Regions from separate parts of the Homo sapiens genome. Here region 2 is linked to region 1. Evidence: read pairs that join two places in POLR2A ChIA-PET (ENCODE). Cell type or tissue: A673. All regions are shown on one strand.

Region 1 (8,000 bases):
CTTGGTGTTCTCATGGCTCCAATTTGTTTGGACCTGACAATGTGATTTTGTCCTGGTATCTGCAACTTTCACAAGATGGAGCAACTAACTCAACACCAGATTCCACCCCTAATTATTCCTTCATTCACTCAAAAAGTATCTAGGCTCCAATGTGTCAGGCACCGTGTTGGTCACAGGGGATACCATGATGAACAAGAGAAGGAACCACAGGCTTTTGAATGGGAAACTAAAGCATGTGAAAAACACACGGAGAGCTGGGTGCGGTGGCTCATGCCTGTAATCCCAGTGCTTTGGGAGGCTGAGGATGGAGGATCTCTTCTGCCCGGGAGTTGGAGACCAGCCTGGACAACCTAGTGAGACCCCCGTCTCTATCAAAATAAAAACAAATAATAAAATTAGCTGGGTGCGGTGGGGTGCGCCTGTAGTCCCAGCTACTCGGGAGGCTGAACTGGGAGGATCACTTGAGCCCAGGAGTTTGAGGGTGCAGTGAGCTGACATCAGGCCACTGCACTCCAGCCTGGGCGACAGAGCGAGACCCTGTCTCAAACAAAACAAAACAAACCACCACCACCACCAGACATGAGGGCCAGTGCAGCTGAAGCCTGAAGATCAAGGGCTAGAAGAGGCCAGGCCGGGGCCAGATCAGGCAGGGCCTTGCAGGTTGTGGTTAGTTGTTTGGATTTTATTGTGAGGGAAATAACACGACATGTCATTCCTTCTGCAACAGCCTTAAGAACTAGGCGTTCTTATCCCAATTTCACAGACGAGGACGATCAAGTCGTTAATTTGTCAAAGGTCACCCGCAGGCGACAGGCGGGGACAGGGTCTGGGAAAACCCGCTAGGCACCGAGGCCCAGAGGGCGTCGGGCGTCCCCGCACCGAGTGCCGCCCGCCGCGACCCGGGAACTGCCTGCTCCCCGGACGCCAGGCCCGCCGCACGCCGCGGGGACACCGAACATGCGCCGCTCGCCTTACGGAAGCCGGGAAGGAAGGGGGCGGGGCCGAGGCTGGCGGGCGCGGGGAAAATGGCGGCGGCGGCGGCGGCGGCTGCAGCTACGAACGGGACCGGAGGAAGCAGCGGGATGGAGGTGGATGCAGCAGGTAACGGGCCGTGCGGGGGTGGCTTCCGGAGACCTCCTTCAGGGGTTCGTTGAGGCCTCCCTGTGCTCCCGGGAGAAGGGAGGAGGGCGGAGCAGCAACATCTTTCCCTGGGATAAGTTACGGGAGGAAAGTGTGGCCCGGGCTCCGCCGTCCCCCACTGCCATCTCCAGGGAAGAACGTGGGGCCCGGACTCTCACCCTCTCTCCTTTCCCTCCACCCTTAGTAGTCCCCAGCGTGATGGCCTGCGGAGTGACTGGGAGTGTTTCCGTCGCTCTCCATCCCCTTGTCATTCTCAACATCTCAGACCACTGGATCCGCATGCGCTCCCAGGAGGGGCGGCCTGTGCAGGGTGAGTGTTGGGCATAGACTCCAGTCTCTTCTCCTTGCTCACCTCCCCCAGGCAGTGGTCTTTTCCCCTTCCTCTACTGGAGCCAATTCCCCCTCCCCCAAATCATCGTTTCCCCAATACATGGTTCCCACTGATCTCAGACCCTCAGGTCATAGAAGTTTCTTTACCCTCACCTTTTCCATGTCATTCTCTTTCCCAGTGATTGGGGCTCTGATTGGCAAGCAGGAGGGCCGAAATATCGAGGTGATGAACTCCTTTGAGCTGCTGTCCCACACCGTGGAAGAGAAGATTATCATTGACAAGGAATATTATTACACCAAGGAGGAGCAGTGTGAGAGTGGAATAGATGTGGGGAAGAGGAGTGGGAGTTAAAAAAAAAATGTACAGGGTGGGGAAGATGGAGAGGGTTGGAAAGAAACAGGAGAGGAGACCAAGAACAGGGGAGAAAAAGTGAAGAGTAGCTGGAGAGATCTCAGAAAAAGAAAACGTTCAGAGTTCTTTCTCAAAAGAAAGCAAAGGATGAGAGGAGACAGGATAGAAGGGAGTAGTTATTCTAAACTGAGCCAGGATTTGAGGAGGGAGGAGAGAAGCTGGTGAAAATACACCAGGAGCTTCACATTGAGGAAGGATGGTTTAAAGAATTACTATGTCAGGCCGGGCTCAGTGACTCATGCCTCTAATCCCAGCACTTTGGGAGGCCGAGGTGGGTGGATCATGAGGTCAGGAGTTCAAGACCAGCCTGGCAAACATAGTGAAACCCCACCTCTACTAAAAATACAAAAATTAGTCTGGCATGGTGGTGCGTGCCTGTAGTCCCAGCTACGCGGGATGCTGAGGCAGGAGAATTGCTTGAACCTGGGAGGCGGAGGTTGTGGTGAGCTGAGATCATGCCACTGCACTCCAGCCTGGGCAACAGAGCGAGATTCCGTCTCAGAAAAAAAAAAAAAAAGAATTACTATATGTTCTGGCCCCTTCCCCTCTAGTTAAACAGGTGTTCAAGGAGCTGGAGTTTCTGGGTTGGTATACCACAGGGGGGCCACCTGACCCCTCGGACATCCACGTCCATAAGCAGGTATGCATGCTCACACCTGTGCATGCTGGGGCAGAGAATGGAGAATGAGGGGAAGGAGAAAGGTAGGGGGCACTGACTTCCTGTGCATTGTCCCTCTCTTCCAGGTGTGTGAGATCATCGAGAGCCCCCTCTTTCTGAAGTTGAACCCTATGACCAAGCACACAGATGTGAGTAATACTCCATGCCTACTCTGTCATGATTGTCGCTATACCTTTTACTGTGTGACACTCCTCTATTGGGGAATGCCAGATGCCACTTACCAGCTGTGACTCTGGCTTAGTCATTTAATCTCCAAACTGTGAAAGGAGGTAATCCCTACTTCATTGGTTTCTTGGGAAGATGAGAGGAAATGTGTAAAAGCAGCTAGCCCAAATGTTGGCATATAGTGTTCAGGTTTCTCCGTCTCCTTCACAGCTTCCTGTCAGCGTTTTTGAGTCTGTCATTGATATAATCAATGGAGAGGTAATACCCTACCCTTCAACCCTCAGATCCTGCTCTTGGCCTCTTTCCTGCTTTTGATTCTCCCTTTGTGGGTTACCTTGCCCTGTAGGCCACAATGCTGTTTGCTGAGCTGACCTACACTCTGGCCACAGAGGAAGCGGAACGCATTGGTGTAGACCACGTAGCCCGAATGACAGCAACAGGCAGTGGAGAGAACTCCACTGGTAATGGAGGGGATTCCTTGGAAGTGGGGTTGGAAGGTGTGGCCACATCCCGTCTCAACCTCCTCCTGTCCTCATCCCCTTGCAGTGGCTGAACACCTGATAGCACAGCACAGCGCCATCAAGATGCTGCACAGCCGCGTCAAGCTCATCTTGGAGTACGTCAAGGCCTCTGAAGCGGGTAGGACAGGGGCTTCCCTGGCATTCTTCCTCTCCCTCCTGGGGAAGTGACAGCATCCAAACTAATGTAGTCTCTTTTTGTGCCTTTAGGAGAGGTCCCCTTTAATCATGAGATCCTGCGGGAGGCCTATGCTCTGTGTCACTGTCTCCCGGTGCTCAGCACAGACAAGTTCAAGACAGATTTTTATGATGTGAGTGTAAAACCCGGATGGGGAGGCGGGGCTTATGCTGTCACTTTCACGTGCAGGACTGGGGACTGTTGTTCCCCGGGCATGCCACGAGGGATCCCGAGGAACTGGTCCTTTCTGTTCCCTCCCAGCAATGCAACGACGTGGGGCTCATGGCCTACCTCGGCACCATCACCAAAACGTGCAACACCATGAACCAGTTTGTGAACAAGTTCAATGTCCTCTACGACCGACAAGGCATCGGCAGGAGAATGCGCGGGCTCTTTTTCTGATGAGGGTACTTGAAGGGCTGATGGACAGGGGTCAGGCAACTATCCCAAAGGGGAGGGCACTACACTTCCTTGAGAGAAACCGCTGTCATTAATAAAAGGGGAGCAGCCCCTGAGCACCCCTGCTGGTGGCTCTGTCCTCTGTTAGGCACCACACTGGTTGGTCAACTTGGATGTTCATCGAGGCTCATTCTGGCCTTGCTCAGAAGCCCTTCTGATGCTCTTCAGTGAGGGAGGCACTACCATTTGAAGTGACCCCATGTCAGTCACATGGACTGGTCTTTAGCAAAGTCCAAGGCTGCCTGCTTCCACCTAAGTGGTCTCTGTTCTACACTTTAATGTCACCCTCTACATCATCTTACCTAGCCCACCCAACCTTATAAACATGATAATTGACTACTTTCCTGAGCTAAATTAACTTGTTTTTCACATACGCAAAAAAGAAGGGATAGTAAGCAGATTTTTATTAGAAAGAAGTCCAAGCCTTGATCCTGTGGGCACTGTGAATTACCAGGAGGGAGAGTTTCTCAATGACCGTTTACTACATATTTTGGAGAGGCAGCTAGGAAGTGGTCTAAAGGTTGGGATTGCTGTATGTGATCACTTGTGCTGATTTTCATCACCCGCTAACCAGAGCTTTAGAGTGGGAGTTGGGAACTAAGTAATGACCTGTCTGCTAGAAAAGGGGAAAAACCAAGAGACCCTGCATTTCATACTGGCGCCATATCCCCAGAGCCTGACTTGCACACAGGCAGTATAAGACCAAATAAGGGAGTCGGGGGGCTCAAAAAGTGGAGCCCCATCTTAAGTATCTCCAAACAGCAGGGACCGCTTAGTCCTTGCCGCATCCCCAGTGTCTATACTGGGGGCCTGGCAGGGAGATGCACTTTACTCAGGTAATTTACTGAGTGGATGAAATAGCATAAAAACGAACAGGAATCTAAAAAACGCACAAAACCCTGTTTTAATGGAAGTCAGGCCCAGGCTAGAAGATGACAATCTACAAACACTTTTATTAGCAAAAGGAGTAAGTGCAGCATGGGAGAAAGAGGGGCTCCTCCTTCCCCTCAAAGGCATCACTGCCCCTTCCCAAGGGGCAGGCCAGCAGGGAACAAGAGGACCCCAGGGTTGCAAGCAGGCTGGAATCAGACAAAAGTGATCCGTGTCCGGGAAGCATTGACCTGCCAGACATTGAGCTCCTCATATTCATCCAGAGCCGCCTGGAACTGGGCGGGTGTGAAGCCACGAGATACACAGCGCTGCTCTGCCTCAGAGAACCGGACACTTCGGCCCCCTGAGACCAGTTCACGGACGGTGGCAAATATCACATCTGCTGGTCTCTGAGTCCTGAAGGAAATGAGTGGGTGTGTAAGGTCAGGATACAAACAGGAATGCTCGACATCAACAGAGAACAATGGTGGCCAGTGTTAGAATTGAGGCCAACCTCAGACACATGGCCACAGAAGACAAAGTGACACAGCTTTGTCCTTCACTAAACCACTCACCTAGCTGTCTGCCCCTTGTCTCCTAGAAGAGAGTCCTTTGACATCTCCATTAGCCTGATGGCTTCATTCACATCTTCTTTCTCCACCACATCCACCATTCTCAGACGTGCCTAAGGGGAAGGTAGGGGGGAAAGATGGGAACGGGAGGAGGGCAGTGGAACGAGGTCAGGGGACACCCTTGTTCTGGCTTTAAGGCTGGGCAGCCCATGGGTCGCCTACTCACAAAACAGGAGTGGAATCCCCCCTCCCCCCAGCATCCGCAGTGTTGGGCCGGCACTGTCAGACCGAGACAAGTGCAATGCCCAGGGCAGCGTCCAGCAATTGCCCAAGTCTCCGCCTCTCAACACTGGCCAGTCCCGGAGTTCAGCTGTCCTGTGAGGGAGACCAGACCCTTTTGAACGCCACTGGGCTCCCCAGCATGACAGATGGAGCTTGGGGAGCTCAGCCAAGAAGACAATTGGCAGAGAGAACGTGTCCCGGGGGCTCGGGAAGTGCTAGCTCAGCAGTAGGTTGGGTAATCACACTACCTGCACGAACAGCACTTTGGAGCCCCCAGGACTGAGGTCCAAGACGGGAGGACAGAAAGGAAGGTCTGTAGCACAGGATCTAGGACACATGGAGTGAAACAGACCCCAACCACCCTCTCAGTGAAGGTTAAGAAGTGGGGAAAAGGCCTTTCCCTCCACGGACGCTGTGCGTGCCCTGCTGGAGCAGCAAGTACCCACAGTGCGGTAGCACGGAGAGGACCACTATCTGCACTGTCAGCACTTTAGCCCCGGCAGGGCTGGAGCGGGAGGTGGGGAGGCGGCAATGAGAGCACGGTAAGGAGCTACCCCTTTAAGGGTCAAAACAGATGGCCCTCCAGCAATTTGGGCACTTACCAGAGCAGTGGAAAGGCGCAGGATAGCCAGCAGGGTCCGGGCAGAAGTATAGGTGGCATCCTTACTAGCCCAAGCCTCTCGCCTCATCTCCACGTATGCTGCTGTGATGTAGTCAGCCAGAGACTCTGGCACCATGGGCTGCTTCTCGCGGCACATGGCTATGTAACGCCTGTGGGGGAAGGTTCATGGGGAAGCAGAAGAGGGAGATGGGGAAGGGAGTGAATATGAGCCCATGTTGTTTTCTGTACCAGGGCTCCCCATTTAACATGGTCCCCTCCAAGAATTTTAAGTGGAAAACACAAATTAGTGGGTGATTATTTGCTTGGCTTGAATATCACTGATGGATTTCACCAAACGTATAGCCCCCACCAGTATCCTCCAAGTTATTTCCTATTTTTTTCGGGAAAATGGCCTTTGTAAGACAAATCCGTCTGTCATTAAGAGAGGATCCAGACCCCTCCTCTGAGCGCATGACATGGCAAAACATATATTTTATTTAAAGAGAACTGTTTACAGAATATTTAAAAGGGAGTAAAAACCGGAAAGAACACTGGAGGCTCATGGGAAAATAGCGATAGAGATTATCATCCAGAATGCCTGGGAGCAGGTGTTTTAAACTTTAAATTTTGGAGTATTTGCATATGCATGAGATAGCTTGGGGATGGGACTCCAGTCTAAACATGAAATTCACCTGTATTTCATATACAACTGATACACATAACCTGAAGGTAATTTTATTAAAAATATTTTTGTGGGCCAGGAGCAGTGGTTCATGCCTGTAATCCCAGCACTTTGGGAGGCAGAGGTGGGCATCCTGGCCAACATGGTGAAACTGCTCTCTACTAAAATACAAAAAATTAACCAGGCGTGGTGGCGTGCGCCTGTAATCCCAGCTACTCAGGAGGCTGAGGCAGGAGAATCGCTTGAATCTGGGAGGCAGAGGTTGCAGAGAGCTGAGATCACTACACTCCAGCCTGGGTGACAGAGCAAGACTTCGTCTCAAAAAAAATAAATAGTGTAGGAAACAAAATTTCCTGTGTCCCTATGATATGAAGTGTGGAATTTTCCACTTAAAAGCTGATCTGAGGCTCTGGACATGTCTGTAGCGGGAAGTGGTGGTGTGAAAAACACACACCCTAAGACTAATAAGCACTTTTTCAGGAGGCTCGCACGGCCCACGCCAACGTTTGCCCACCCGCACCCAGCTCTCCTACCTCATGAGCTTCATGTCCAGAGGTTCAAACTGGGAGGGGGGCTGCCGGCTGTGCTGGTGCACATAGGTGATGTGCTGGGCCAACCTGGACAGAGGGAAGGTTAGAAGGAACACCCTTTTTAGGGCTACGCACCCATGTCCTCTTAGGTGTCCCTCCTTTGGCTCTGCCACTTCCTCACAGTGTAGGAGGGACAAGCTTTCCCGGGAAATCCTCATCAGCATTTCAGCCCCAACCCACCATTTCCCTGAGAACCATGGACCAGCCCCTGCTGCAAAGGGGAGGCTCTGGGGTTTCCAGGAGCGTGGAATTTGTTTTCTGATTCACCTCTCCTCCTCCCTACACAGATCATTACAGGGGACCTCTCTTTGGGTGTTGAGCTTCATTCACCGTAGGTCATTGTCTCGGTCGGGCCGGTCCTGAATCAGCCAGAGGAGGTCAAACCGGGAGAGCAGTGCAGCAGGTAGCTGTATGTTCTGCTCCAGGCTGCGGCGAGGGTTGTAGCGCCCGTAGGCAGGGTTGGCGGCAGCCAGGATGGAGCAGCGGGCATTGAGTGTGGTGAGAATGCCGGCCTTGGCAATG
Region 2 (8,000 bases), 260 kb after region 1:
GTGGGCGAGCCAGGCTGGGGGTTGTGGGGGAGGCCTGGGTTGCAGGTTTAAGCGTGGGACCCACGTCAGATTGGTGGTGGGTCATGCATGCTGGGGTGGCTCTCAGGTCCTCCCTGCTGGCTTCCCACTCCCAGGGGCTTTCTCCTCCCAGATTCCTTAGCTGGGTGAGGGGCAGGACAGAGCCCTTTCCTAGGGAAGCCCGGCACCCCCTGCTGTCCAGGGAAGGGGAGTCCTTCTAGCCCCTGACAGCTTCTCTGCCCCTCCCCTGGCCTCCCCAGGCCTAGCCAGGGTTGAGTTCTCACCCACCTGTGCCGCCCTGCCTTGTTACCTGGAAGCACAGCCTTGGGGACTGAGCAGGCCCTCACTGTCACTTTAAGAAGGGAATCAGCCACTTTGTGCTCACCACCTCTGGGGAAGGTGTGAGAGGAGAGAAGGAAGTGGCTGTTTGGCTGCTGACAACATGAAGACTTCCTGCGATGAGAACAGAGGCACAGGTGCCGGCCCTGCAGCCCCCAGAACCCGGACTGGAGGGGGCCATGGGGCGCCGGACCCTGGCCCTGCCCTGGGTGCTGCTGACCCTGCGTGTCACTGCAGGTGAGTGCCGGCACCAGAGAGGGGCAGGGGCTGCAGGGAGGGTGATGTAGGACGACAGCCCACCCACCTTGCTGCTGTTCCACAGGGACCCCGGAGGTGTGAGTACAAGTTCGGATGGAGGCCACCGAGCTCTCGTCCTTCACCATCCGTTGTGGGTTCCTGGAGTCTGGCTCCATCTCCCTGGTGACTGTGAGCAGGGGGGGCCCCGATGGTGCTGGGGGGACCACGCTGGCTGTGTTGCACCCGGAACTTGGCATCCAGCAATGGGCCCCTGCTCGCCAGGCCCGCTGGGAAACCCAGAGCAGCATCTCTCTCATCCTGGAAGGCTCTGGGGCCAGCAGCCCCTGCGCCAACACCACCTTCTGCTGCAAGTTTGCGTCCTTCCCTGAGGGCTCCTGGGAGGCCTGTGGGAGCCTCCCGCCCAGCTCAGACCCAGGTGGGGCCGGGGTGAGGGGTCCAGGAGGGCAGGGAGGGGCTCGGGAACTGGCCATCCATCTGATTCTTGCCTCTGTGCCCAGGGCTCTCTGTCCCGCCGACTCCTGCCCCCATTCTGCGGGCAGACCTGGCCGGGATCTTGGGGGTCTCAGGAGTCCTTCTCTTTGACTGTGGCTACCTCCTTCATCTGCTGTGCCGACAGAAGCACCGGTGAGACCTGGGCCCTGTCCACGTCCCCCTGACACTGGGCTGGCCACATGCCGTGCAGAGCTCTGACCATCCTTGCTCTCTCCCAGCCCTGCCCCTAGGCTCCAGCCATCCCACACCAGCTCCTAGGCACTGAGAGCACGAGCATGGGTGAGGAGGGGGGCTGCTTTGGGGATGAGGTGGCAGGGGTAGGGGGGGCCAGGGCTGGGCCCAAGCTGTACAGACTCACTTGATCCTCCTTCCCCCGCGCAGGCACCCAGCCAGGCCTCCCAGGCTGCTCTCCACGTCCCTTATGCCACTATCAACACCAGCTGCTGCCCAGCTACTTTGGACACAGCTCACCCCCGACAGGGGGCCGTCCTGGTGGGCATCACTCCCCACCCACACCGCACACTGGCCCCAGGGCCCTGCTGCCTGGGCCTCCACATCCATCCCTGCACATGGCAGCTTTGTCTCTGTTGAGAATGGACTCTACGCTTAGGCTGGGCAGAGGCCTCCCTGCACTGGTCCTGGCCTCACTCTTTTCCCTGACCCTTGGGGCCCAGGGCCATGGAGGGACCCTTAGGAGTTCAATGAGAGAGACCATGAGGCCACTGGGCTTTCCCCTTCCCAGGCCTCCTGGGTGCCACCCCCTTACGTTATTCTTGGGCCTCTAATAAGTGTCCCACAGGTGCCTGGCCAGGCCCACCTGCTGCAGATGTGGTCTGTGTGTGTGCATGTGTGGGTGTGTGTGGGCACAGGTGTGAGTGTGTGAGCAACAGTACCCCATTCCAGTCGTTTCCTGCTGTGACTAAGTCAGCAACACAGTTCCTCTGACATGGGCCTTGGCTGTGCTTCTTTGGGGGTGAAGAGATTGGGGAGGAAGTCTCCACCCCTGGGAGGCAGAAGCCAGGTGAGAACCAGAGTGGGTTGGGGCCTCCTTGCAGGGCTGGGTTTGGCCCAGGGAGAGGGCAGTGTCCCAGTCTTAGAGATCTGTCCTGGCTTCTTGGGGTGGCGGGGGGTTGGGGGAGCTTCCTGAGGGACACCTGTGGCTTCCTAGACAGAATTGGGGGATCCCAGCGGGATGGTCCCTGCTGCAATCCCACCATGTCCTAGGACAGCAGCAAGGGTTCCTGGGGCTTCAGCCTGAGAAAAGTCCCTGTGATTTGACCTGGCGTCCCTCTGCCGGGCTCCCTGCTGTGGCCTGGGCTAGAGTCCTGATGCCCTCCTTCCACAGCTGGCATCAGGCAGGGCTGGAAAGTAGGAGGACTTGCCTGAAATCTGGCTGGATTTCAGAGCCTTGCTCTGTCACCCAGGCTGGAGTGCATTGGCACGATCTTGGCTTACTTCAACCTCCACCTCCCGGGTTCTAGTGATTCTCCTGCGTCAGCCTCCCGAGTAGCTGGGACTACGGATGTGCACCATCGTGTCCGCTAATTTTTGTATTTTTTTTTTTTTTTTCAGTAGAGACGGGTTTCACCATGTTTGGCTGGGCTGGTCTCGAACTCCTGACCTCAGGTGATCCACCCACCTTGGCCTCCCAAAGTGCTGAGATTACAGACTTGAGCCACGGTGCCCCGCCTGAATAGGAGCTTCTTAATCAAAATTTCAGCATGGCTCTGGGTCAAAATTGACCAGCTGATTTAATAAGTTGATGTAAAAATTTTACAGTCAGCTACCCCTGGGAGGGGGAGTCTCTCCCTAGTCAGTGAGGCACCAGATGCCAGAGCATTGGCAATGTACAAGGGGCTCAGCCCTGTGGCTCATATGTGTAATCCCAGCACACTGAGAGGATGCCTTGAGCCTGGGAGATTGAGGCCAGCCTGGGTAACAGTGACACCACGTCTCTGCAAAAAAGAAAATTAGGGGAGAACTGTGGTGCGTGCCTATAGTCCCACCTACAGGCAGAGCGAGACCATGTCCCCCACTAAAAAGAGGCCAAGAATGCAGGAAATATAGATAATATGGGCCCTGTGATGGGTGGAGGCCAAATAGATCAATACAGAATTGAAGAAGACACAGAGCACTTGTATTTCCCTTCAGGCATAGCGCGCTGGCTAGGACTCCAGTACCGTGAAGGGAGGCAGTGAGAGCAGACATCTGTGCCTCATTCCTGATCTCAAGGGGAAAGCAAGAACAAGGTGGGTGCCAAGGAGGGGCAAGGGGCTGGGGCAGGCATAGACGTGGCTGGTGAGGAAAGGAGGATAGTTGTTGGGGGAAGGTGGGGACATACAAGCAGCAGTTCTCAAAATGGGCAGGGTCCTGGCCCCCTCCCTGCCTCTGCTGAACACTGCATCCCATGCCTCTCCCATGGCCACCTGCTGGGCTAACGGGCTGGATTTAGACTCTGCCCATGTTGGAATCATGCCCTCCTCCAGGGCCGGTGCCTCCCAAAACCCCCCTCTGAGAGAGAGCCACAGCCCCAGGCTTAGCCCCAGGCCCTGTCACTGCTGTTGGGGGAGGGAGGATGAACCATCCGGGAGGCCTCACACCATTCCAGAGCAGAAATCCTGACACAAAAGGAATCTCCCATGGGGGTTCAGCTGGGTCCAGAGCCCGGAAAGTGACATAAACACGCACCTTGCATCTAAGGAGAATGCACGTGGCGGTACCGGGCCTGAGGCCCCTGGGGAGTATGTACCCTCCAGAGCTACCCAGAGGCTGTTGGCTAAAAGTTCTATGTGGCCCCCTCCTTGGGCAGCCTGGTAAGCAGGTGACCTTCTAGCTGGGTCCCATGGGCCACGGGCAAGGCAGGAATGGAACGAAGAGTCAGTCCTCAGTGGCTGGGTGTTGTATCCCATGCCTATAATCCCAGCACTTTGGGAGGCTGAGGTGGGCAGATCACTTGAGGCCAGGAGTTTGAGACCAGCCTGGCCAACATGGTGAAACCCTGTCTCTACTAAAAATATAAAAATTAGCTGGGTGTGGTGGCACACACCTGTAATTCCCAGCTACTTGGAAGGCTGAGGCAGGAGAATTACTTGAACCCAGGAAGCAGAGGTTACCGTGAGCCAAGATCACACCATTGCACTCCAGCCTGGGCAACACAGCGAGAATCCATCTCAAAAAAAAAAAACAAAAAGTCCTCAGGCAGGGTGGGCCACCCTCTTGAGGCCTTGCCCAAACAGCCAGGGGGTCCCTTGTCCTCTTTTCGGCCCACCTTTGCAGGTGGGACCAGTTCAGTCCAAAGCCCCGGTGCCTCAGTTTCCCTGTGGGTTGAACAAGGAGAATGAGGTGTATAGGGCCTGGCTCAGACGGAGGGGTTTCCTGAGCATGGGGAGCCTGTTTCCTCAGACCTGTGAAGGGAAGGAGGGTGGATCGGCCTGACTGGCCCTGGGAAGCACAGAGGAGCCTACTGGGACCAGGGAAGAGACTGACAAGAGAAGGGAGGCCTGTCCCTGCCTGCTTCTGTCTCAAGAAGATTGTTATCACTTCCTCTGGTGAAATCCTGCCTTCCTGTCCCCACGGCCCCTCAGCTGATGCCACCTTACTCTGGAGAGGATGGGCAGAGCCTCCTATGGAGGGAGCCCTGTGGGTCACCAAAGCTCCAGTGACCACCCCCGGGCAAAGACCTGCAGATCCCCTGTTAGAGACGGGCCCAGGACTTTGTGCGGGGTGCCCACTGTTGCTCTGAGCCTTCACTTCCTCAGGGAGGCTTCCTCAGGATCTCGAACCTGCGGAAGGAGGACCAGTCTGTGTACTTCTGCCAAGTCCAGCTGGACATACAGATCAGGGAGGCTGTCGTGGCAGTCCATCAAGGGGACCCACCTCACCATCACCCAGGGTGAGTCCAGCTGCCCTGGCACCAAGGAACCTTCCTGGTTCAGCCATAGGCTCAGGTGTGTGGAGGGAATGACCTGAGGGGCTGTATGAGGGAACAACCTCCTGGGGCTCCCCTATGCCTGAGTTCCTGCAACTCAGAAGTTGAGGCCCAGAGATCCAGGTAGAGGGGGCTCCAGTCCTGGGACTGCCCTGCAAGTCATGTGGCCTGGGACAGGGCTTCTCCAAGCTCTGTCCCCTCCTGTGTAGGGCAGGGAGGTCAGAGGGGACCCTGCAGATCCAGTCTCATGTCTGGGGGTCAAGGGGTGGCCTCGAGAGGGACCAGTCTCTGTGTAGGGGACCGTCAGCCCCCTCACCCCTTGAGCAAGACTGTGGTCCCTGCACCAAGGGAGCAGGCCTGGGGTGGGAAGAGGCCAGCTGGGCTGTGGTGGTGCCTGGGGACTGCATGGGAGCCCCTGCCAGGGAGGGAGAGGGACAGAGGACAAGCTGGGGGCTCTGGTGCTTGGGCTGGGGGCTGAGCGCCTGTGACCTCCACTGGCTTCCTCCTTCTCCTCTCTGAGGACTGAATCTGGGGTGCAGCAGAGCACAGACTCAGGCCCGCCTTTCCTCTCCCTGAAAGAGCCTGCGCTGGCCTTGGACAGAGAAAGGGATGAGAAGTGAGGCTGAGTGCGGTGGGGTCTGCAGGGATCCAGGTGGGAGGGGCCCAGCCAGCCAAGGTGAGGCCCAGCCCCTCAGCAGGAAGATGGGCACTGGGGCCCTTGGGCAGGGCTGACTTGACACTTTTGTGTGACTTGAGCCACTGTGCCCAGCCTGAACACCCTTTCCTGGTAAAACACTCCACAAACCAGGAAGAGAAGGAATGTACTGCAACAAAATAAAGGCCAGTCATGCAAGGCCCATGGCTGAAAGTCTTTCAGTCATTTTAGATGAAAGACTGAAATCTTTGCCTCCAAGATCAGGAACAAGAGAAGGATGCCCGCTCTCACTACTTCTATTCAACACAGGATTTGAAGTCAGGCCGGGCACAGTGGCTCACGCCTGTAATCCCAGCACTTTTGGAGGCTGAGGCGGGCAGATTACTTGAGCCTATGAGTGTGAGACCACCCTGGCCAACATGGCAAAACCCCATCTCTACTAAAAAAAAAAAAAAAAAAAGGATTTGAAGTCCTGGCCGGAGCAATTAGGCAAGGGATAAAAAGGCACCTAAGGCCCTTTTGCAATAAGAAGCCAGATGGATAAAGGAAGTGCTGGTCACCCTGGAGGTGTACTGGTTTGGGGAAGGTCCCCGGCCCCCACAGCCCTCTGGGGAGCCTCACCCTGGCTCTCCCCACTCACCTCAGCCCTCAGGCAGCCCCTCCACAGGGCCCCTCTCCTGCCTGGACAGCTCTGCTGGTCTCCCCGTCCCCTGGAGAAGAACAAGGCCATGGGTCGGCCCCTGCTGCTGCCCCTGCTGCTCCTGCTGCAGCCGCCAGCATTTCTGCAGCCTGGTGAGTACCCAGGACCGCCCAGGTATGGTCTCTGCCCAAACCACAGGAGGGGCCAACCCAAGACAAAGGCAGAACATCTGGGGCAGGGGCCAGGCTCCCACCTCCAGCAAACAAGGGCGGGTCCCATAGGGGTGGGTGCCGCCATCTCTTCCCCCTCCACCCTCCCCCATGCCTGAAGAGTGGGAGACCCAGGCCAGAGGTCAGTCCAGCCACCTGTCACACGACTGCCTGTGGGTGAAGGTGTGGGAGGGTCTGGGGTCACCCTCTTTGTGTCCTGAGGTGGTTTCAAGGTCTCTCCCCCACTCACTCCCTCCTTCCTCTAGGTGGCTCCACAGGATCTGGTCCAAGCTACCTTTATGGGGTCACTCAACCAAAACACCTCTCAGCCTCCATGGGTGGCTCTGTGGAAATCCCCTTCTCCTTCTATTACCCCTGGGAGTTAGCCATAGTTCCCAACGTGAGAATATCCTGGAGACGGGGCCACTTCCACGGGCAGTCCTTCTACAGCACAAGGCCGCCTTCCATTCACAAGGATTATGTGAACCGGCTCTTTCTGAACTGGACAGAGGGTCAGGAGAGCGGCTTCCTCAGGATCTCAAACCTGCGGAAGGAGGACCAGTCTGTGTATTTCTGCCGAGTCGAGCTGGACACCCGGAGATCAGGGAGGCAGCAGTTGCAGTCCATCAAGGGGACCAAACTCACCATCACCCAGGGTGAGTCCAGCTGCCCTGACACCTGCCTTGCCCACCGCAGTGAGGGTTTTGGTGACCACTGATGTCTTCACATTTAAACCCAGTGGTCTGGATTGAGAGCTGTTAGCATTTCACCTTGCTACCCCTTCCATGTCTGGGCTTCTGAGAGCAGCTTGCTCATCCTGAATGTCCCCAATCTAGAAAGCAGCACACCATGCCTTTCATCCAGACGCCCCACACCCCCAGAAGAGGGTCTGCTCATTCCTCATCTCTTCCAGCTGTCACAACCACCACCACCTGGAGGCCCAGCAGCACAACCACCATAGCCGGCCTCAGGGTCACAGAAAGCAAAGGGCACTCAGAATCATGGCACCTAAGTCTGGACACTGCCATCAGGGTTGCATTGGCTGTCGCTGTGCTCAAAACTGTCATTTTGGGACTGCTGTGCCTCCTCCTCCTGTGGTGGAGGAGAAGGAAAGGTAAGTGCCCAGAACGCACTGTCTCCTCAAGCTTCCCAGCTGGGGGTTTCTCTGAGCCCACCTGCAGCTAAGGGACTTCAGAAATATGCAGACCCTGCTGGCTCCCCTCAAGCCCACCAAGGCCGACTCTGGCCTGTGCTGGGGCGTCTGCATCTCGGGGGCCTCCTGCAGTGGGGTGGTGCAGGGTCACATGTGAGAACCCCCAGCCTGGGCGCGGTGGCTCATGCCTGTAATCCCAGCACTTTGGGAGCCCAAGGCAGGTGGATCACAAGGCCAAGAGATCAAGACCATCCTGGCCAACATGGTGACACCCCATGTCTACTAAAAATACAAAAATTAGCTGGGCA

Evidence for each region. ChIA-PET counts read pairs that join two places held together with the same protein. Peaks named below come from ENCODE experiments on the same cell type or tissue, not always from the same donor. Only the 100,000 strongest peaks of a DNase experiment are listed, where the experiment ranks them.
Region 2: POLR2A ChIA-PET joins it to region 1 with 11 read pairs; 4 of 35 experiments call an interaction of 5 or more read pairs at or near these places.

The regions. Positions count from the first base shown.
Region 1 is chr7:100,087,966-100,095,965 of GRCh38, forward strand. COPS6 (COP9 signalosome subunit 6) reads left to right here and starts at 1,004. Exons shown (of 10, transcript NM_006833.5): 1 at 1,004-1,101; 2 at 1,325-1,450; 3 at 1,650-1,781; 4 at 2,434-2,522; 5 at 2,627-2,689; 6 at 2,937-2,984; 7 at 3,073-3,187; 8 at 3,273-3,365; 9 at 3,455-3,555; 10 at 3,684-4,222. The coding sequence starts at 1,026. The coding sequence ends at 3,824. It overlaps MCM7 (minichromosome maintenance complex component 7), which reads right to left. Exons shown (of 15, transcript NM_005916.5): 11 at 7,809-8,000; 12 at 7,422-7,505; 13 at 6,208-6,376; 14 at 5,327-5,436; 15 at 4,763-5,168. The coding sequence ends at 4,967. It overlaps MIR25 (microRNA 25), which reads right to left and starts at 5,678; the gene lies at 5,595-5,678. MIR93 (microRNA 93) reads right to left here and starts at 5,882; the gene lies at 5,803-5,882. It also overlaps MIR106B. RefSeq lists a silencer at 864-1,053 and enhancers at 1,204-1,895, 1,402-2,601, 3,461-3,755, 7,536-8,000. In A673, no CTCF peak of the experiment used is centred here; DNase peaks (open chromatin) are centred at 956, 2,806 and 3,586; H3K4me3 peaks cover 1,563 bases; H3K27ac peaks cover 5,191 bases.
Region 2 is chr7:100,351,885-100,359,884 of GRCh38, forward strand. PILRB (paired immunoglobin like type 2 receptor beta) reads left to right here and starts at 6,233. Exons shown (of 4, transcript NM_178238.4): 1 at 6,233-6,482; 2 at 6,806-7,195; 3 at 7,453-7,653. The coding sequence starts at 6,419. It overlaps STAG3L5P-PVRIG2P-PILRB (STAG3L5P-PVRIG2P-PILRB readthrough), which reads left to right. Exons shown (of 17, transcript NR_036570.1): 7 at 378-594; 8 at 680-1,030; 9 at 1,113-1,239; 10 at 1,326-1,386; 11 at 1,489-1,599; 12 at 3,259-3,356; 13 at 4,866-4,999; 14 at 6,336-6,482; 15 at 7,015-7,195; 16 at 7,453-7,653. MIR6840 (microRNA 6840) reads left to right here and starts at 4,767; the gene lies at 4,767-4,837. It also overlaps the pseudogene PVRIG2P. In A673, no CTCF peak of the experiment used is centred here; no DNase peak of the experiment used is centred here.